2 separate regions of the Homo sapiens genome follow, and region 1 is linked to region 2. A link is a loop called in an ENCODE intact Hi-C map of the cell type or tissue named here. Cell type or tissue: HCT116. All regions are shown on one strand. Links, peaks and the distances in the headings refer to the core of each region. The heading gives the core; the rest is flanking DNA.

Region 1 (8,325 bases), core at 152-8,151, 53 kb after region 2:
TTTAGGCCGGTCACAGTGGCTCATTCCTGTAATCCCAGCACTTTGGGAGACTGAGGCAGGATTGCTTGAGCCCAAGAATTTGAGCCCAGCCTGGGCAACATAGCAAGGCCCCATCTCTAAAAAAAAAAAAATTTTTTTTTTAATTAGCTGGGCATGGTGGCATGTGTCTGCAGTTCCAGCTACTTGCGAGGCTGAGGGAAAGAATCGCTTGAGCCCAGGAATTTGAGGCTGCAATGAGCTATGATTGCAGCACTGCACTCCAGGCTGGGTGGCAGAACAAGACTGTCTCTACAAAAAAAATTTTTAAAAATCAGGCATGGCAGCATGCACCTGTAACCCCAGCTACTTGGGAGGCTGAGGCAGGCGGATGGCTGGAGTCCAGGAATTTGAGGCTGCAGTGAGCCATGATCGTGCCACTGCATTCCAGCCTGGGTGACAGAGCGAGACTCCATCTTTACAAAACATTTTTAAAAAAATTAGCAGGGAGCTACTCGGGAGGCTGAGGCCGGCAGATGGCTTGAGTCCAGGAGTTTGAGGGTGCAGTGAGCCATAATCACGCCATTGCATTCCAGCCTAGGTGGCAGAGCAAGACTCTGTCTCTTTAAAAAAAAAAAAATCTTATTTACCAACTTGGCTCATTTCTAAGTGGAGCAAAAATGCAGTGTCTCACTTCTGCTCTGCCTGAATTACCTCCAGGCCAGATTTCTTGGTGGAAGGAAGGAGCCGTGTAGATACAGCCAGAGTCTCCCAGGTGCAAAGACCCTCTGAGAGGCCTTGATAAGTGGGCAGCTTCCACTGAGCAGCCCCCAGAGATGGAGACTCAGTGCCCACACAGCAGCTTGTTCTTCCATTCTGGGACAGTTCTTCCCATTAGGAATGTTCCCTTGTGTTGGCTGAAAGCCTGTGTCCCTAAATTCTCTGTCAGCGTAATGGCAATGAACCTGGACTTGGGTCTTCAGGAACCAAAGCCATGGAGTCAAGGATTTGGAGAGATGGTATATGCATCACCGGGCCTAACATGATGGTCTTTTTTTATTTTTAAATTGAGACAGGGTCTCACTCTGTCACCCAGGCTGGAGTGCAGTAGTGTGACCTCAGCTCACTGCAACCTCTACCTCCCAGGCTCAAGTGATCCTCCTGTCTCAGCCTCCCAAAGTACTGAGATTACAGGCATGAGCCACCACACCCGGCCATCCTTCTTTTTTTTTTTTTTTTTTTGAATTGGAGTCTCACTCTTTCACCCACCCAGGCTGGAGCGAAGTGGTGCGATCTTGGCTTACTGCAACCTCCACCCTCCGGGTTCAAGCAATTCTCCTGCCTCAGCCTCCCGAGTAGCTGTGATTACAGGCACCTGCCACCACAGCCAGCTAATTTTTGTATTTTTAGTAGAGACGAGATTTCACCATGTTGGCCAGGCTGGTCTCAAACTCCTGACGTCAGGTGATCCACCCGCCTCAGCCTCCCAAATGTTAGGATTACAGTCATGAGCCACTGCACCCAGCCTGTCTTTCCTTTTTAAGGCTCAGTAATATTCCATTGTATGGATAGACTGTGGTTTTTTATCCATTCATCATCGGACGCTGGGACGGTTTCTGCCTTTTGGCTATTGTGAATACTGATCCTATGAACATGGCTGTACAGATGTGTCTTTGAGACTATTACTGTTTTATTAACAACATTGCTGTAATGAGGGATCTCAAATCTGGAGTGGATCTGAGAAATCGCCTCTTTCAACCCCTTATCCAATGCTTGAGTCCTTCCTTCCAGAATCCCACTGAGACTTCTTCTGGCCTCAGATGCGTGGGTGGGAGACATGCCACCTCCCGACACCTCTGACCAAGGGCCCGGAGCTGGGTGGCTTAGGGTGCAGGAAAGAGGCTTGTGAGTGGGATCATGCCAGAGGGATGTGCATCAAGGCATCCTCTAGCTACAGATGCCCCAGGGGAGGCAGCAGTGGGGCTGCTGCAGGAGAAACCTGGAATGGATGTTTGGACACACTTTCCTCAATGGCCAGGATTGATGGACAGTGGAATTCATCAGACGAGTCTTGGAGACTGAGGCCTTTAAAAATAGATGCAGCTGGCTGGGTGCGGTGGCTCACGCCTGTAATCCCAGCACTTTGAGAGGCCGAGGCGGGCGGATCACGAGGTCAGGAGATCGAGACCATCCTGGCTAACACGGTGAAACCCCGTCTCTACTAAAAACACAAAAAATTAGCTGGGCGTGGTGGCGGACGCCTGTAGTCCCAGCTACTCGGGAGGCTGAGGCAGGAGAATGGTGTGAACCCAGGAGGCGGAGCTTGCAGTGAGCCGAGATAGTGCCACTGCAGTCTGGCCTGGGTAAAAGAGCAAGACTCCATCTCAAAGAAAAAAAAAAAATAGATGCAGCTGGGAGCAGTGGCTCACACCTATAATCCCGGCACTTTGAGAGGCCGAGGCAGGTGGATCACTTGAGGGCAGGAGTTTGAGACCAGCCTGGGCAACATAGCAAGACTCTGTCTCTACTAAAAATTTTTTAAAAAATTAGCCGGGTATGGTGGCGCAATCATGTAGTCCCAGGTACTCGTGAGCCTGAGGCAGGAGAATTGCTTGAGTCCAGGAAGGTGGGGCTGCAGTGAGCTATGATCGTGCCTCTGCACTCCAGCCTCGGTGACAGAGTGAGACCCTGTCTTTAAAAAAAAAGAAGAAGAAAGAAAAGAAAATGCCTCCCATGGAATCTGTTTCTTTTTTTTTTTGAGATGGAGTCTTGCCCTGTCACCCAGGCTGGAGTACGGTGGCATGATCTTGGCTCACTGCAACCTCCGCCTCCCAGGTTCAAGCAGTTCTCCTGCCTCAGCCTCCTGAGTAGCTGGGATTATAGGTGCCCAACACCACGCCCAGCTAATTTTTGTATTTTTAGTAGAGATGTGGTTTCACCATGTTGGCCAGGCTGGTCTCGAACTCTTGACCTCAAGTGATCCGCCCACACCGCCGTGGAGTCTATTTCTGTTAGGAATGTGTTTGTTGCAAGCAACCTGAGAAACAGAGGCTTAGGAGAGAGGGGTGTCTCGTGTAACAGGAGGCATGGGTGGGTGGTCCAGCCGCAGGCAGCTGCTCAGGCACATCTGAGGGGCCTGCGCCATCTCTCTCTCTCTCCTCTGGCTGAGGGCTTTGGTCATCCTGGCCTAAAGTGGATGTCAGCCACCAGGCAGGGCATAGGGAGTAAGGGATTGAGCCCCCCATTGCCTGCTTCCAGGGAAACTCTGCTCTTTTGTTTGGGAATGCCTCACTGGTTAGACTGTGTCTTGTGGTCATCTCTGGCTGCAAGAGAGTATAGGAATGGGAGGATTTTGTGTTGTGGCCCCTACAGAAGAGGAGAGCAAGGGAGAAGTTGGTTATATGGGGATTGAGGTACCAGCCACACAGCATCTGTCTGCCTCACAATCCCAGCACGTTCAGCTGGGCATGGTGGCTCATGCCTATAGTCCCAGCTACTCAGGAAGCTGAGGCAGGAGGATTGCTTGAGCCTAGGAGTTCAGGACCAGCCTGAGCAACATAGCAAGACCATGTCTCTACAAAAAAAAAAAATGAAAAAAAATAGCCAAGCGTGGTTGTGTGCTCCTGTAATCCCAGCTACTCAGGACACTGAGGGTGGCGTGGGGAAGATCCCTTGAGCCCAGGAGTTTGAAACCAGCCTGGACAACATAGCAAGACCCTGTCTCTAAAAACAAAGAAATGAGACGCATTAGACAAAAGTTCCCAAAAGTTGGACTCAGTGATGTAGATGAGAGAATTACAAGATAACTTTTCTTTTCTTTTTTCCTTTTGAGATGGAGTCTCTGTCACCCAGGTGGGAGTGCAGTGGCGCGATCTTGGCTCACTGCAACCTCCGCCTCCCAGGTTCACATGATTCTCCCTGCCTCAGCCTCCCAAGTAGCTAGAATTACAGGCACCCAACACCATGCAGGGCTAATTTTTGTATTTTAATAGAGATGAGGTTTCGCCATGTTGGCCAGGCTGGTCTTGAACTCCGGACCTCAGGTTATCGACCGCCTCGGCCTCCCAAAGTGCTGGGATTACAGGCGTGAGCCACTGCACCTGGCCAGGGTAACTTCTCTCTTTGTCTCTATTCCCTTTCTGAATATGAAAGCTTTCCAGTTCTACTTGATATCGTAAGAAATACTAAGTCACCCAAAGTGTAACACCTGTTTTTTGCAGTCTCCTATCTAAGAACTAACCAGACCCGACTCTGCTTAGCTTCTGAGATCAGATGAGATCAGGCTCTTTCAGGGTGGTGGGGCCGTAGACTGTTTTTGCAATCTCTAGGAAATTTTTTTTAAAGCCAGAGAAAGATAAATTATCCACATTACTTAAACAATTTTTAAAAATATACAAGAAAGCCTAGCTTATTTAAAGCCCAAAACACTGTAATTCCATTGGTAACAAAGATGTTAAACATTTAAAATGTGATTAAATCTAAAATTGGTGGCTTCTGAATAAACTGTAGTTTTGAATTTGATACAGCAAATCTGTGGCAATGTTGAACAAAACAACTTATACATAATGCATTTTTATATTTTAAACTAACAAAGATGCTTCAGAAATATAGAGGACATTTTTAAAAGAATTACTTATATTTTAATCTTTTCAAATTTTCCATTTTGTTTCCATCACTTCCATTTTTTTCAGAATATTGTGCCTCCTCAAACATCATGGTAAGAGGGTGGTGGGACTAGAGATGGAGCCCTCAGCATAAAAAATAAAGTTAGCCGGGTGCAGTGGCTCACACTCATAATCTAGCACTTTGGGAGCCCAAGGTGAGAAGATCACTTGAGGCCAGGAGTTCAAGATCAGCCTGGGCAACACAGTGAGACCCTATCTCTAAAAAGTAAAAATAAAAACTTAGCTGGGTGTGGCGACACACGCTGTGGTCCCAGCTACTCAGGAGGCTGAGGCGGGAGGATCGCTTGAGCCCAGGAGTTGGAGGCTGCAGTGAGCTATGATCACACCCACTTCACTCCAGCCTAGAGACAGAGTGAGACCCTGTGTCAAAATAAAGAATTGTAGCACACTCAGAATCTTCAAATCTTGCTCTGGGTATCAAAATCGGATGTAGGCTCTTCAGCTGCAGTTGGAAAGGAAATTGTAAAATAGACCTGTAGTCAAAAACAAATGGGTGACTTTACAACTGGTAAAGACTGACTTAAGTAGGATGTTTTTAGCTGCAAATGAAAGAAACCTCTGGCTGGGCACGGTGGCTCACGCCTGTAATCCCATCACTTTGGGAGGCCAAGGCAGGAGGATTGCTTGAGACCAGGAGTTCAGAACCAGCCTGGGCAACATAGTGAGACCCTGTCTCTAACAAGATTTTTTAAGTGAGCCAGGTGTGGTGGCAGGCGCCCGTAGTCCCAGCTACTTGGGAGGCTGAGGCTGGAGGATTGCTTGAGTCTAGGAGAGATCAAGATCGAGGCTGTAGTTAGCTATGATTGCATCACTGCACTCCAGCCTGGGTGACAGAAGAAAAAAAGAGAGAGAGAGAGAAGAAAAGAAACTCTAGTCCTGGGGGGGTAAAAAAGGAAAGAAGAAAAGAAACCTCTACTAAGAGTGCCTTAAGAAATATGGACTTTTGCCTGGGCGCGGTGGTTCATTCCTGTAATCCCAGCACTTTGGGAGGCCAAGGTGGCGGATCACCTGAGGTCAGGAGTTCAAGACCAGCCTGGCCAACATAACAAAACCCCGTCTCTACTAAAAATACAAAAATTAGCCGGGTGTGGTGGTGGGTTCCTGTAATCCCAGCTACTCAGGAGGCTGAGGCAGGAGAATCATTTGAACCCAGGAGGCAGAAGTTGCAGTGAGCCAAGATCGTGCCACTGCACTCCAGCCTGGGCAACAGGGTAAGACTCCATCTCAAAAAGAAAAAAAAAGACTTTTACTGTTTCACCCAAAGCTTAGAGATGGCAGATCTGGGGTCATACAGGACCAAGTTCTTCCACGAGTTCACCCTGCCATCCTCAGATACCCTCACCTCCCGGGCTGATTCTTTTCATGTCTCTAGTTGGCTGTCATGGTCGGGGGTGTCACATGCAGGAGAAGGAGGACATCCCTGGTTTCAGTCCCTTTTTTTATTTGAGACGGAGTCTTGCTCTGTTGCCCAGGCTGGAGTGCAATGGTGTGATCTCAGCTCACTGCAACCTCCGCCTCCTGGGTTCAAGCGATTCTCCTGCCTCAGCCTCCCAAGTAGCTGGGATTACAGGCATGTACCACCACACCTGGCTAATTTTTGTATTTTTAGTAGAGACGGGGTTTCGCCATGTTGGCCAGCCTGGTCTCAAACTCCTGACCTCAGGTGATCTGCCCACCTTGGCCTCCCAAAGTGCTGAGATGACAGGTGTGAGCCACCACTCCTGGCCTGGTTTCAGTTCCTTTCTAAGGGCAAGGACAGCTCTCCTAGAAGTCCCTCATGTCTCAGTGGCCAGAATTGGGTTCTGGCCTCTCCTTACACCTGTCCCAGCTAGGGGAAAAGGAGTGCCTTGCTCTGAGCCTTGGAGAATCACCAAAGTTCCTCCCAGGGACTGGGAGGGCCCAGCTGCCCCAAGCACTGGTTGTTGGGACAACCCAGCAAAGTTTGTCCCATCTTTAGATACCAGGACACAACGGGGGGATTCTGTTAGCAGGGAGTGGGGCAGAGGACTTGGAGGACAGCTTTTGGGGTCAGATCCAGGACTGGAACTCAGATTTTTTTTGTGTGTGTGTGTGACAGAGTCTAGCTCTGTCCCCTGGGTTGGACTGCAGTGCTGCAGTCATAGCTCATTGCAGCCTTGACCTCCCGTGTCAAGCTATCCTCCTGCCTCAGCACCCCGAGTAGCTGGGACAACAGGCACGCACCACCACACCTGGCTAACTTTTTTGTTTTTTTGTAGAGATGGGGTCTCACTGTGCTGCCCAGGCTGATCTTGAACTCCTGGGCTTGATCCTCCTGCCTTAGCCTCCCAAAGCACTGGGATTACAGGCGTGAGCCACTGCGCCCAGTGAGACCCCAGGTGTCTTAACCATGACCCCAGACTGCCTTCTACTGCACTGCGGCTGGGTGTAAGACCCCCTCCCGCTGCCCAGCCCAGAGCCTGGCCTGAGCAGATACGAATGGAAGGCCAGGGCTGTGACTGGCAGTGTTCTTCCCGGCTACAGTGACAGTGGTGGTGGGGGAGGGCAGGAATCCAGGACCCCCAGGCCACTCTACCCCCACTGGGGAGCCTCTGGGACTAGAGAGGGAGTATTCAGAGGGAGGCTGAGGCTGCTGGGGAGAAAGGATACCCCCCCCCCCGCCCGCCTTCCAGAAGGGGAGAAATTTCTTTTTTGTTTGTTCTCTCAAGCTTCTTTTTCAAGAAACAAGCATATGGCAGCGGATGGTGCGGGGGCCGTGTTTGGGTGGGGTGTGTGCCTGCCTTTGCCTTTTACGTGGTTGGGTGTATTTTTTTTTTTCTCCATCAGCTCCAACGCCCCAGCTGGTCCATAGGGCAGTGAGACTTGAATCACAGAGACGCTTCTCTGGTGTCCAGAAAAATCCGGCTCTTTCTAGTGGCGCTTCCAAGGGGGAAGAGATTGGAGAGCTCTCCAGCAAACCCAGGCCTGAGCTTTGCAGAGGTCTGAGCTGAGGACTGAGTGTCCAAGGGGCTGAGGATGTGGACTGTCTTTGTGAGGTGGGGTACAGCCAGTGAAGGAGCCAGTGTTAATTTCCTGAAGCTGCTGTAACACGGGCCACACAGACTTCGTGCCTTAAAGCAACAGAAATTTCAGGCCGAGTGCGGTGGCTCATGCCTGTAATCCCAGCACTTTGGAAGGCTAAAGTGGGCAGATCATGAGGTCAGGAGTTCAAGACCATTCTGGCCAACATGGTGAAACCCCATCTCTACTAAAAATACAAAAATTAGATGGGCGTGGTGGCAGGCACCTGTAATCCCAGCTACTCAGGAGGCTGAGGCACGAGAATCGCCTGAACCCTGGAGGTGGAGGTTGCAGTGAGCTGAGATCCCACTGCTGCACTCCAGCCTGGGTGACAGAGTGAGGGAGAAAAAAAAATTCTTTTTTTTTTTTTTTTTTTTTTTACTTTGAGGTTCTTGGGTACAAGTGTGCAGGTTTGTGACATAGGTAAACTTGTGTCATGGGGGTTTGTTGTACAGATTCTTTTTTCACCCAGGTATTAAGCCCAGTACCCAATAGTTATTTCTTATGATCTTCTCCCTCCTCCCACCCTCCACCTTCTGAAAGGCCCCAGTGTGTGTTGCCCCCCTCTCTGTGTCCATGTGTTCTCATTGTTCAGCTCCCACTTATAAGTGAGAACATGCAGTAT
Region 2 (8,325 bases), core at 59-8,058:
TCCCAAATTGCTGGGATTACAGGCATGAGCCACTATGCCCGGCCATGCCCAGCTAATTTCTTAGTAGAGATGGGGTCTCGCTATGTGGTGCAGGGTGGTCTCAAACTCCTGGCCTCAAGCAGTCCTCCCGCTTCAGAAGCCTCCCAAAGTGCTGGGATTACAGGTGTGAGCCACCATGCCTGGCAGCCTGTGCTCTCAAAGTCCCAGAGGAGCTGGGCTGCGTCATCAAAGCAACCCTTCCTTGGACAAATGGGGAAACCGAGGCAGGAGAGAGCATCACTTGCAAAATCACACATTGGAGGAATGTCGACCATGTCCCCTGAGGCCCAGTGTAGGACTCTCCTCCCACCAGACTAAGTGTGTATATGTTGGGGTGGGGATCCTTGCCAGAAAGGGAGGGGTGTGGCCGGGTGTGATGGCCCACGCCTGAAATCCCAGCACTTTGGGAAGCCGAGGCGGGTGAATCACCTGAGGTCAGGAGTTTGAGACCAGCCTGGCTGATGTGGTAAAACCTCATCTCTACTAAAAATACAAAAAAAAAAAAAAAATTAGCCAGGCATAGTGGTGGGCGCTTGTAATCCCAGCTACTCGGGAGGCTGAAGCAGGAGAATCGTGTGGACCCGGGAGGAGGAGGTTGCAGTGAGCCGAGATTGCGCCACTGCGCTCCAGCCTGGGTGACAGACTGAGATTCTGTCTCAAAAAAAAAAAAAGAAAGAAAATAGAAAGGGAGAGGGTGTAGGGGCCCCAGATAGGCCAGGATTTGGGGGTCAAGGCCACCTGCCACTTCCTGTCTCCCTCCTCACCTGCCTCCCTCCTCCCTTCATCCATCCATCCTCTCCAAACCCTCAGCAGCCCAGCACTCCTCTGTGTCAACCCTGGAAGGCGGTCTCAGCCCGGCACAAGTCCCCAGCGGCATTAAAATAGGCCTGACCTAAATACAAGCACAATGCCAGCGCTGAAAACACGGCTGTGTCAGCGGAAACTCCAGCTGGGTAGGAAAAAAAAATACACTTTGGGATTCAAGCCATCACCCCACCCCAGAAAGGGGGCCGGGCTGCCCCAGGGCCAGGGCCAGTGCCACCTACAGGACCCTGAGCACCCATAGTTCCCTAAACGTCCCCAAGTGTGGCAAAGTGGCGGAGGGGAGAGGACTCTGCTTCTGTGGCCTGACAGACGGCAAGCTCACAAGGGGGTCAGGCAGCCCTCAGCAACCACTGCTATCACTCCGGGGAACTGAGGCTCTGAGAGGGGAGGTGGCCACCCGAGGTGGCACAGCTTATAAGTAGCAGGAGTGGGGCAGCCGCTTGATTTCCAGGCAGGAAGAGGAGAGGGACAGCAAACAGGCTCCTAATGCAGAAGCTTGGGCCTGTGACTCAAAACAGGTATTAAGTAAACACGTTCTATCAAGAGGCCATCCATGCCTGTAATGCCAGCACCTTGGGAGGCCAAGGTGGGGGATCACTTGAGGTCAGGAGTTCAAAACCAGCCTGGCCAACATGACGAAACCCCTTCTCTACTAAAAATACAAAAATTAGCCAGGGGTGGTGGTGCGCACCTATAATCCCAGCTACTTGGGAGCCTGAGGCACAAGAATTGCTTGAATCCAGGAGGTGGAGGTTGCAGTAAGCTGAGATCGTGCCACTGCACTACAGGGTGAGACTCTGTCTCAAAAAAACAAACTGAAAAAAAAAAGAGGCCATTGACAGCCTTGAAGACCTTACTTTTAATTTTTATTTATTTATTTATTATTATTATTATTGAGATACGGTCTTGCTCTGTCACCTAGGCTGGAGAGCAGTGGCGCGATCATGGCTCACTGCAGACTTGAACTCCTGGGCTCAAGTGATCCTCGAATCTCAGCCTCCTGAGCAGCTGGTTCTACAGGCACATGCCACCACACTCAGCTAATTTTTTGTATATTTTGTACAGATGGGGTCTCTCTATGGTGCCAAGGCTGGTCTCAAACTCCTGGCCTGAAGCGACCCTCCCACCTCAGCCTCTCAAAGTGCTGGGATTACAGGCATGAGCCACTGTGATTGGCCTGAAGGCCCTAAGTTTCTATTCAAACCAGAACTTGGCCGGGCGCAGTGTCTCATGCCTGTAATCCAAGCACTTTGGGAGGCTGAGGCAGATGGATCACCTGAGGTCAGGAGTTTGAGACCAGCCTGGCCACCATGTGAAACCCCCATCTCTACTAAACATACAAAAAAATTAGTCATGCGTAGTGGCGCACACCTGTAATCCCAGCTACTCGGGAGGCTGAGGCACGAAAATTGCTTGAACCTGGGAGGCAGAGGTTACAGTGAGCTGAGAGTATGCCACTGCACTCCAGCCTGGGCGACAAAGTGAGACTCCGTCTCTAAAAAAATAAAAATAAAACTGAGCAGGGCACGGTGGCTCAAGCCTATAATCCCAGCCCTTTGGGAGGCTGAGGCAGGTGGATCACCTGAGGTCAGGAGTTCAAGACCAGACTGGCCAACATGGTGAAACCCCGTCTCTACTAAAAATACAAAAATTAGCTGGGCATGGAGGCACACGCTTGTAGTCCCAGCTACTCAGGAGGCCGAGGCAGGAGAATCACTTGAACCTGGGAGGCAGAGGGAGCCTGTGTGACAGAGCCAGACTCTGTCTCCAAAAAAAAAAAAAAGAAAGAAACACATTATTTGCACATGAGGCACAATATGAATTGTGTAGATTCGGCGATTCTGCTCACGAGTAAAATGCTCTTATAGCTACATTTAAAGCCAGCATTGAACGATATAAAGATAAATGGTAAAGAATGAAATAGTAAAAGACTAATCATTTAGCATTTTAATGTTTCTGTATTAAGAACGACATTAAATGGCAAATAGCAATTTTTTTCAAAATCATGATGTCAAGAGAGAGTCAGCCCAAGGATGAAAGGAAGAAGTTTTGTATTTTAGCACCTTCGAGGACACATTTTTCCTGCTTTTTGAACAATGTGCCCCACACTTTCCTCTTGCAGTGATGTAGCCAACCCTGGCCCTGGAGCTGCACCATTCGGGGTAGGGAAAGAGAAGCATGTCTTCAGTGGTTTTCTTTTTCTTCTTGTTGTTTTTGTTTTTGTTTTGTTTTGTTTTTTGAGACAGAGTCTTGCTCTGTCACCCAGGCTGGAGTGCAATGGCACAATCTCGGCTCACTGCAACCTCTGCCTCCCGGGTTCAAGCGCTTCTCCTGCCTCAGCCTCCTGAGTAGATGGGATTACAGGGCACCTGCCATCATGCCTGGCTAATTTTCTTTTTTTTTTTTTTTTTGGAGACGGAGTCTTGCTCTGTTGCCCAGGCTGGTACAGTGGCGCGATCTCGGCTCACTGCAAGCTCTGCCTCCCAGGTTCAAGCCATTCTCCTGCTTCAGCCTCTCAAGTAGCTGGGACTACAGGCGCCTGCCACCCCGCCCAGCTAATTTTTTTGTATTTTTAGTAGAGACGGGGTTTCACCATGTTAGTTGGGATGGTCTCGATCTCCTGACCTTGTGATCCACCCACCTCGGCCTCCCAAAGTGCTGGGATTACAGGCATGAGCCACCATGCCCAGCCGCTAATTTTTGTATTTTTAGTAGAGATGGGGTTTCGCCATGTTGGCCAGGCTGGTCTCAAACTCCTGACCTCAAGTGATCCACACGACTCGACCTCTGCCTCGGCCTCCCAAAGTGCTGGGACAATAGGCATGAGCCACCACGCCCGGCCGGGTGGTTTTCTTTTTCTTCTTTATTCAGTTCTTGGCAAACTAGAATAAAGAGGGGCCTCCTGCCCCCAGACCTACCCTGTCCTGGGGCTCGTAGTAAAGAGGTGGCAAATTTTCTGCTACATTTCCGGCAGGCTGGGATCCCGGGCAGCAGGGAGCCCAGACGTGTGAGCGGCAGAGCTGAGGCTGGCTGAGGAGGAAGGGCTCTGTCCTCTTTACAGAGGAATCTCATTCTCCTGGCCTTGTGGCTGGCCCACCTGACGCTCCCCAGATGGCACAACCATCCCCATCCTGAGTATAGGAAACGAAAGTTTGAGGACCGGGTGCGGGGCTCACGTCTGTAATCCCAGCACTTTGGGAGGCCATTGCGAGAGGATCGCTTGAGCCCAGAATTTCGAGACCAGCCTGGGCAACCCAGTGACTCTCCATCTCTACAAAAAATAAATAAATAAAATTGGCTGGGCACATGCTTGTAGTCCCAGCCACTCAGGAGGCTGAGGTGGGAGGATCATTTGAGCCTAAGAGGTGGAGGCTACAGCAAGCTGTGATCGAGCCACTTTACTCCAGCCTGGGTAACAGAGTAAGACCCTATCTCTAAATAAACAAATGAATAAAGAAACTGAGGTTTGGGCAGAGAAGGTGATAGGCAGAAAATGCTGTGACTGCATCATATATGCAGATGTACACAGGGCAGGTGGGGTCCACAGAAATGGGTCACACACAGGGGTGACTCCATCTAACCCAGCACCTTTCCCAGTGGTGGCCCAGTTAGGGAGCCCAGCCGGGTAACACCAAGCATGTGAGGGCCAGGGCAGCTGGGAACCTGAGCCTGTAGAACCCCGGGGCTTCCAAGAGGCCAGCCCAGGAAGGTGAGTGGGGCTGGTAAGTATTCCCAGGGGTTGGGCCTAATTTTTTGTTGTTGTTTTTGTTTTGAGACGGAGTCTTACGCTTGTCACCCAGGCGGGAGTGCTGTGACTCAATCTTGGCTCACCGCAACCTCCGCCTCCCGGGTTCAAGCAATTCTCCTGCCTCAGCCTCCCGAGTGGCTGGAATTATAAGTGCCCACCACCACACCCAGCTAATTTTTGGATTTTTAGTAGAGATGGGGTTTCACCATGTTGCCCAGGCTGGTCTCGAACTCCTGACCTCAGGTGATCCCCCTACCTCGGCCTCCCAAAGTGCTAGGATTACAGGTGTGAGCCACTGCACGTGGCCTAATTTTTAATGTTTAACTAGAGACGGGGAGAACACTGACTCTTACTAAGTTATTCCGGGGAGGAAGCTGAGCCAGCCGGCAGTGGAGACAGCTCCTGGACAGCAACCTCTCTCTGGGCCTTCTGGGTTGTTTCTCCCAAGTAGACAGCAGGAGCTGAGTCAGAGCCCTGCCCTGGTGTCCCTCCTGAGCCCCCAGCCCCTTCACCCGCCTCTCACAGCTCCTGCCTTTAGCCACTTGTTCCAGCAAAGCCCTGGCAGCCTCAGACTCTGGGTCAGGTCGTATGCTGGGTGCAGGGACTCAGAGAGCCCTCAGACAGGGCCCCTGCTGGAGAACCTCATGGTCCAGTGGGAAGGCAGATGGTTTCAAAGCACTGTGGGCTTGGGAGGCCCAGACAGGCACCTGACCAGCCTGAGATCAGGGGCTCCTTCCTGGAGGCAGTAACCTGGGAGGTGAGCCCGCAGAGGCGAACAGAGCATTGCCGGGCAGACAAGAAGGCAGGGAGGACACCTACCGAGGTGGCCACTGTCTAAGACCCTCAGGGTTCTCTGAGTGCTGGCTGGTGCTGACATGTATATCTGCCCAACAGCATCTCCAGGACCAGCCCCCAGTGACCCGTGGAAGATCATGCCTCTCTAGCGCTCTGAGTTCAGGCTGTTTGTGCTGCTGTGACAAAATACCTGAGGCTGGGCACAGTGGCTCACACCTGTAATCTCAGCACTTTGGGAGGCCAAGATGGCAGATCCCTTGGACCCGGGAGTTTGAGACCAGCCTGGGCAACATGGTGAAACCTGTCTCCACCAAAATATAAAAATTATCCCGGCATGGTGGTGCATGCCTGTAGTCCCAGCTACTTGGGAGGCTGAGGTGGGAGGATCCCTTGAACCCGGGAGTGGGAGGTTGCAGTGAGCTGAGATCATGCCACTGCACACCAGCCTGGGTGACAGAGTGAGACACCCATCTCAAAAAAAAAAAAAAGAATTATATTAAAAAAAACCCATAAAAATAAAAACACAAAATAAAAAAATATTTTAAAAGACAAAATACCTGAAACTGGGGAATTTATAAAGAACAGAAATTTATTTTCTCATGGTTCTAGAGGCTGGGAAGTCCAAGATCAAGTAGCCAGCAGGTTCACTGCCTGGGGAGGGCCCTAGTCTCTGCTTCCAAGATGGCACCTTTTGGCTGCATCCTGCGTGGGGGATGAACTCTGCTCACACATGGCAGAAGGTGGAAAGGCAAAGGGTCCTAAGCTAGTTCCCTCCAGCCCTTTTATAAGGCACCAATCTGTAGGCTCATGCTCTCATGACCTAATTACTTCCCAAAAAGACCCCACCTCTCAATACCACCACCACAATGAGTAAGTCTCAACATGAATTTTGGAAGAGACATCATCATTGAAATCATAGCATTCTGCTCCTGGGCCCCCAAAACTCATGTCCTTTTCACGTTCACATATGACATACATTCATTCCAGCCAGGCACAATGGCTCACGTCTGTAATCCCAGCACTTTGGGAGGCCAAGGTGGGAGGATCACCTAAGCCCAGGAAGTCGAGGCTGCAGTGAGCCACAATTGCGCCACTGCACTTTAACCTGGGCAACAGAGTAAGACCTTGTCTCAAAACAAAACAAAACAAACAAACAAACATACTACTCATTTTATCCCAGTAGCCCTGAAAAGCCTTAACTGATTCTAGCATCAACTTTAAAGTCCAAGTCCAAAGTCTCATCTAAATATTATCTACCTCAGATATGGGTAAGACTCTAGGGTGTGTTTCATCCTGAGGCATCAATATGCCTCCTGCTGAGTCTATGAAATCAAACAAGTAAAGTGCTTCCAAAAGACAACAGTGGGCCAGGTACAGGACAGATGTTTCCATTCCGAAAGGGGGAAGTAGGAAAGAAGGAAAGGATTGAAAAAAAAAATAGAATAAGGAAAGAAGGAAAGGATAATAGATCCTAAGTAAGTCCCAAACCCAACAGGGCAAACAACATTAAATTTTCCTGCTCTGTCGCCCAGGCTGGATTGCAGTGGTGCTAGCATAGCTCACTGCAGACTCAGCCTCCTGGGCTTAAGTAATCCCCTGGCCTCGAGTGGCTGAGACCACAAGAACATGCCACCATGCCCAACTAAATTTTTTTTTTTTGGTAGAGGTGAAGTCACACCATGTTGCCCAAGCTGGTCTTGAAATCCTGGGCTCAAGCAATCCTCCCAGCTCAGCCTCCAGAGCAGGTGGCACTATAGGCGTGTGCCACCACACCTGGATAATTTTTTTTTTTTTTGAGACAGAGTCTCACTCTGTTGCCTAGGCTGGAGTGTAGTGGTGCAATCTTGGCTCACTGCAACCTCCACCTCCCAGGCTGAAGCAATTCTTGTGCCTCAGCCTCCTGAGTAGCTGGGATTACAGGCATGAGCCACCACACCCTGCTAATTTTTGTATTTTTAGTGGAGACAGAGTTTTGCCATGTTGCCCAGGCTGGTCTCAAACTCCTGGGCTCAAGTGATCCACCTGCCTTGGCCTCCCAAAGTGCTGGGATTACAGGTGTGAGCCACCGTGCTCGGCCTCTTATTAATCTTCTTATTACCCTTGGTATTTTTTCTCTCTCTCCCTTTTTTTTTTTTTTTTTTTTTTTTTTTTTTGAGATGGAGTCTCACTCTGTCATCCAGGCTGGAGTGTGATGGCGTGATCTCAGCTCACTGCAACCTCTGCCTCCCGGGTTCAAGCGTTTCTCCTGCCTCGGCCTCCTGAGTAGCTGGGATTAGAGGCGCACACCATCACACCTGGCTAATTTTTCTATTTTTGGTAGAGACGGGGTTTCACTATGTTGGTCAGGCTGGTCTCAAACTCCTGACCTCATGATCCATCCGCCTCAGCCTCCCAAAGTGCTGAGATTACAGGCGTGAGCCACCGGGTATTTTGTCTTAAACACACTTTTACAACCTGGCCAGTCTGAGAATTTTTCAAATCTTTATTCTGCCTCCCTTTTTATTATAAATTCTGTCTTTAGTTAATCCCTCTCTTGTTGCATTTTACTATCAGCAGTTAAGAGCAACCATGTAGCACCCTGAACACTTTGCTCAGAGATTTCCTCCAACAAATATATTAGTTCATCACTCTTAAATTCTACTTTCCACAAAGTAGTAGGACATGAACAAAATTCAGCTAAGTTCTTTGCCATTTTGTAACAAGGATGACCTTTTCTCTGGTTTCCAATAAAATATTTCTCATTTCTGTTTAAGACCTCATCAGAATTGCCTTTACCATCCACATTTTTACCACCTTCTGATTATGACCACATACGTAATCTCTAAAAACATTAAGGCTGTCCCTGCAGCTTTCCTTTTCTTCTGAGCCTTCACCAGAATAGCCCTTTACAGACCAGCCTCTACCTATTAGTCAGTTTC

The links. Peaks named below come from ENCODE experiments on the same cell type or tissue, not always from the same donor. Only the 100,000 strongest peaks of a DNase experiment are listed, where the experiment ranks them.
Region 1: it touches region 2 in a loop (6-fold over the local background); 5 of 110 quality-filtered maps call a loop at or near these places.

What each region holds. Positions count from the first base shown.
Region 1 is chr7:74,483,255-74,491,579 of GRCh38, forward strand. All of the region lies in intron 1 of GTF2IRD1 (GTF2I repeat domain containing 1), which reads left to right. It also overlaps the pseudogene RNA5SP233. Among named protein-coding and RNA genes, the nearest start is that of GTF2IRD1, 34 kb to the left of the region's middle. In HCT116, for the core only: no CTCF peak of the experiment used is centred there; no DNase peak of the experiment used is centred there; H3K27ac peaks cover 902 bases.
Region 2 is chr7:74,430,200-74,438,524 of GRCh38, forward strand. No RefSeq gene overlaps it. Among named protein-coding and RNA genes, the nearest start is that of GTF2IRD1, 20 kb to the right of the region's middle. RefSeq lists enhancers at 1-394, 3,963-4,583, 5,205-5,824. In HCT116, for the core only: no CTCF peak of the experiment used is centred there; a DNase peak (open chromatin) is centred at 4,642.